Linked DNA regions of Homo sapiens: region 2 is linked to region 1. A link is an interaction called in ENCODE POLR2A ChIA-PET data of the cell type or tissue named here. Cell type or tissue: OCI-LY7. All regions are shown on one strand.

The links. Peaks named below come from ENCODE experiments on the same cell type or tissue, not always from the same donor. Only the 100,000 strongest peaks of a DNase experiment are listed, where the experiment ranks them.
Region 2: POLR2A ChIA-PET joins it to region 1 with 13 read pairs; 4 of 35 experiments call an interaction of 5 or more read pairs at or near these places.

What each region holds. Positions count from the first base shown.
Region 1 is chr20:5,797,187-5,799,686 of GRCh38, reverse strand. The region is part of intron 2 of SHLD1 (shieldin complex subunit 1); the gene reads right to left. Among named protein-coding and RNA genes, the nearest start is that of SHLD1, 48 kb to the right of the region's middle. RefSeq lists an enhancer at 1,365-1,564. In OCI-LY7, no CTCF peak of the experiment used is centred here; a DNase peak (open chromatin) is centred at 1,476; H3K4me3 peaks cover 1,052 bases; H3K27ac peaks cover 2,500 bases.
Region 2 is chr20:5,995,578-5,998,077 of GRCh38, reverse strand. It overlaps MCM8 (minichromosome maintenance 8 homologous recombination repair factor), which reads right to left. Exons shown (of 19, transcript NM_032485.6): 19 at 1-2,500. All of the region lies in intron 3 of MCM8-AS1 (MCM8 antisense RNA 1), which reads left to right. Among named protein-coding and RNA genes, the nearest start is that of MCM8-AS1, 9.0 kb to the left of the region's middle. In OCI-LY7, no CTCF peak of the experiment used is centred here; a DNase peak (open chromatin) is centred at 1,107.

The DNA.
Region 1 (2,500 bases):
CATGCCAATCTCTCATCAAGAGCTGAGTCAATTCCTTCACTCTTTGAATTTGAGCTGGCCTGTGATAACAGAAGGCTGGGCGCGGTGGCTCACACCTGTAATCCCAGCACTTTGGGAGGCCAAGGTGAGCAAATTGCTTGAGCTCAGGAGTTTTGAGACCAGCCTGGGCAACATGGCAAAACCCTGTCTCTCCAAAAAAAAAAAAAAAAAAAAAAAAAATTAGCCAGGCATGGTGGTGCATGTCTGTAGTCTCAGCTACTTGGGGGGCCAAGATAGGAGGATTGTTTGAACCCGGGAAGTTGAGGCCGCAGTGAGCCAAGATGGTGCCAATGCACTACAGCCTCAGGGACAAAGTGAGACCCTGGCTCAAAAAGAAAGAGAGAAAGAAAGCAAGAAAGAGAGAGAGCGAGAGAGAGAGAATAGGGGAGGGGAGGGGAGGGAATGCAACAGAAGTGAGGCTAGCCTTTAATTTTTTTTTTTTTCTGAGACAGAGTCTCGCTCAGTCATCCAGGCTAGAGTGCAGTGGTGCAATCACGACTCACTGCAACCTCCGCCTCCCAGGCTCAGGTGATCCTCCCACCTCAGCCTCCTGAGTAGCTAGGACTACAAGTGAACGCCACCATGCCTGGCTAATTTTTGTATTTGTATTTTTTTGTAGAGACGGGGTTTTGCCATGTTGCCATGTAGAGACTCACAAATGGTCTCAAACTCCTGGGCTCAAGTGATCCACCCACCTTGGCCTTCCAAAGTATGGGGATTACAGGCATGAGCCCCCACAACTGGCTGAGGCTAGTTTTTAAGAGAACTGAGGGAGGCTGAGGTGGGCGGATCACGAGGTCAGGAGATCGAGACCATCCTGGCTAACCCGGTGAAACCCCATCTCTATTAAAAATACAAAAAAATTAGCCGGGCACGGTGGTGGGTGCCTGTAGTCCCAGCTACTCTGGAGGTTGAGCCAGGAGAATGGCGTGAACCTGGGAGGCGGAGCTTGCAGTGAGCCGAGCTCTCGCCACTGCACTCCAGCCTGGGCGACAGAGTAAGACTCCGTCTCAAAAAAAAAAAAAAAAAAGAAAACTAAAATGTTAGGCCAGGCGCAGTGGCTTACGCCTGTAATCCCAGCACTTTGGGAGGCCGAGGCGGGCGGATCACAAGGTCAGGAGATTGAGACCATCCTGGCTAACACGGTGAAACCCTGTCTCTACTAAAAATACAAAAAATTAGCCAGACATGGTGGCAGGCGCCTGTAGTCCCATCTACTCAGGAGGCTGAGGCAGGACAATGGTGTGAACCCGGGAGGCGGAGCTGGCAGTGAGCCGAGATCACGCCACTGCACTCTAGCCTGGGTGACAGAAAGACTTCGTCTCAAAAAAAAAAAAAGAGAACTGAGAGTTTCTACTTTTCTTCTCTTGGAAGGCTCACTCTTGCGATTTCCCCTCTCAGAACTCAGCCACCATGTTGTCAGAAGCCTGAGCCACATGGGCATGGAGAGACCACAGGTGGCCACTTCAGCTGACAGCCCAGCTGGGCTCCCAGCTGATGACTAGCATCAACTATCAGCCATGTGAATGAGCAGCCTTGAACATTCCAGACCATTCAAGCCCCCAAGTGACTGCAGCCCCAGCCAATATCACATGGACCATAAGAACCACTCAGCTGAAGCACATCAACCCACAAAATTGTGAGAGAGAACATAATGGTTGTTGTTCCACACCACTAAATTTTGGGGTAGTTAGGCAGCAAGAGATAACCAAAACAAGGCCTCTGATTCAACTGCTGTTGATGACAGAGAACAGAGGGTCATATCTACATGTATAATAGGCATAGAGCCTAAGCAGTAGCCCAGGAAATAGTGAACAAAGAGGCCTGGGACACTGGCAAGCCTAGGACTGCAGGTATCAGTGAAATCAAGTGACTGGATGTTCATGAGTAGCAAAGGCATTATAAATGTGACTTATTAAACAAGTTAGACATGTCTCCAGTCAAATATGATTTGACTAAACATACAATTTTACATGCCCATCACTGTCACAGATACTATAATACTGTGTCTAGTAAGTAAGTAGGGACAGTGTGCTGGGACTGGGACTATATGGGACTTCACACATATTCTTCTTCTTCTTTTTTGAGATGGAGTCTAGCTCTGTCACTCAGACTGGAGTGCAGTGGTATGTTCATAGCTCACTTGCAGCCTTGACCTCCAGGACTCAAGCAATCCTCCCACCTCTGCCTCTTGAGTAGCTGGGACTACAGGCACTCGTCACCATGCCCAGCTTATTTTGTTTATATTTTGTAGAGATGGGGTCTCACTATGTTGCCCAGGCTGATCTTGAACTCCAGAGCTCAAGCCATCCTCCTAACTCAGGCTCCCAAAGTGTTGGGATTACAGGCATGAGCCACTGTGCCCAGCCCACACACATTATTCTTAATCCTCACAAGAGTATAAAATGTAAGCATACTAATCACTCCCTTGCTCCCCTCTCCCTCTTTCCTTTCCTAATTC
Region 2 (2,500 bases), 200 kb before region 1:
CTATAACATGCTAATGTAAGTACGATATTTCCCTTCTTTATCAAAGGAGAGCTATAAAGATCCATCAATCACAGGGTGGTGTTTATTCCTCTTCTCGTTCAGTTATACCCTCACCTTGATATCTCTATCCTAAAAATGAAATGATCAAGTTGATTACCACCAATACAATTTACTTAACACAATATTGGAAAAGAGAGGAGGCTGGGCATGGTGGCTCACACCTGTAGTCTCAGCTACTCAGGAAGCCCTGGAGTTTGAGACCAGCTTGGGCAACAAAGGAAGACCTCATCTCTACTAAAAATCAAAATTAGCTGGGCATGGTGTTGCATTCCTGTAGTTCCAGCTACTCAGGAGGCTGAGGTAGGAGGATTGCTTGAGCCCAGGAGATCACGGCTTGATCATGTCACTGCACTCCAGCCTGGGCGACAGAACAAGACCCCCATCTCTTAAAATTTCATCTCGCAGCCAGGTGTAGTGGTGCATGCCTGTAGTCTCAGCTATTCAGGAGGCTGAGGTGGGAGGACTGCTTGAGCTGAGTAGTTCAAGTCCATACTGGACAACATGGCAAGACCACCATCTCTTGAAAAAGAAACTTTTGGCTGGGCACAATGGCTCACGCCTGTAATCCCGGCACTTTTTGGGAGACCGAGGCAGGCAATCACCTGAGTTCGGGAGTTAAAAACCAGCCTCACCAACATGGAGAAACCCCGTCTCTACTAAAAATACAAAATTAGCCATGGTGGCACATGCCTATAATCCCAGCTACTTGGGAGGCTGAGGCAGGAGAAACGCTTGAACCCAGGAGGCGGAGGTTGCGGTGAACCAAGATCGCGCCACTGTACTCCAGCCTGAGCAAAAAGAGCAAAACTCTGTCTCAAAAAAAAAAAAAAAAGAAAAAAGAAAAAAAAAGAAACTTTCATGATGTAATGTTTTCTTGCTTTGCATGTTTCTGTTCTGACATTTGTACTTAGGATTTGTTTTAATCAGCAATGGTGACACAGAAACAATTGCCTATGGAAGATTACTTTCATCTCCCAAGAGGGCGTGCCATGCCACACCAGGCCACATGAGGAAACACCAAAGTCAGTCAGGCAGTAAAGAAGCAAGTGAAAAGCCTAGGCCAGAGCTTTGTTGCTACAGTGGTTGAAAGGTGTGGGGACACCCACTATTGGGCAGGAAGTGAAATACTATATGTTGGGGTTTGTGGTTGGAGGGACTGTAATGTGATGTTTGCACACCCATAAAAGCTGGATTGTAAGGGAAAGCTAAACAACTTTTGTTGTTAGTTTGGCCCTGTGATTAATGGATGCTAAATACATAATCTAAGGAAACATGGAACTTCTTCTTCTGAAAATGTAGGTTTATGTCTTTTTAAAAATAAATTTATATAATAGCCTTAACCTTTGAGACTTATTTTCCTCTTTGAACAATAAATTAGTATATTTTCTCTTCTGTCTACCACTTTATTTTGGTTGATATTATTTATGTGTTGACTTTTGTGAAATGTTTTAAATTCTATTAATAGATTTTTTTTCAGCTTTAAATATCTCTTATTTAGTTTGGAGAAAGAGTCTCACTCTGTTGCCCAGGCTGGAGTGCAGTGGTACGATCTTGGCTCACTGCAACCTCTGCCTCCCGGGTTCAAGTGATTCTCCTGCCTCAGCCTCCTTAGTGGCTGGGACTACAGGCACACACCACCATGCCTGAGTTATTTGCTTTAAATATCTTTTAACTCCTAGCTTTTAAAGACTTCACTATATTTATACTACTATCTACTTTCTCCATTTTTTTTTTTTTTCTTTAAGAGACAAGGTCTTGCTCTCTTGCCCAGGCTGGAGTGCAGTGGTATAATCATAGCTCACTGTAACCTCAAACTCTCGGGCTCAAGTGATTTCCTACTTCAGCCTCCACAGTAGGTAGGACAATAGGCATGCACCACCGTGCCCAGCTAATCTATTTTTTGTAGAGATAGGGTCTCAATGTGTTGCATAGGCTGGTCTCAAAACTGGCTTCAAGTGATCCTCCTGCCTCGAACTCCCAAAGCTCTGGGATTATAGATGTGAGCCACTGCACCTGGCCCCTTTTGATTCCTGATTTTTCCTTCCTCACTTAAAAATTTACATTGTGGTCTATGGCAATAGTCTCCACATCTTAGTTCTGGTCCTATAGTTAAACATCTGATATACACTGCCAGTTCTTTTTATTTACATTTTCCATTCATCTTCGTTTGCGGGAAGCCGTATTTTAGTAGATTCTCCAACAATGGTTCACATTTCCTGAGTTCTTGTATGTTACAAAGTGTTTGTTGGATTTATACATGATTGATAGTTTGGCTGGCAACCCTGTAACATTTGAATCCTCTCACAACATATGAGAAATTCTGGTCTTATTGATCCCACCACCTGAAAGTAGAACCAGGAAAACTCCCTAGCAGCCTATGAAAGGGGCATATAACATACCCTTTTTCAATCAGATGTCTTTGTATGCAACTTCTTTTTTG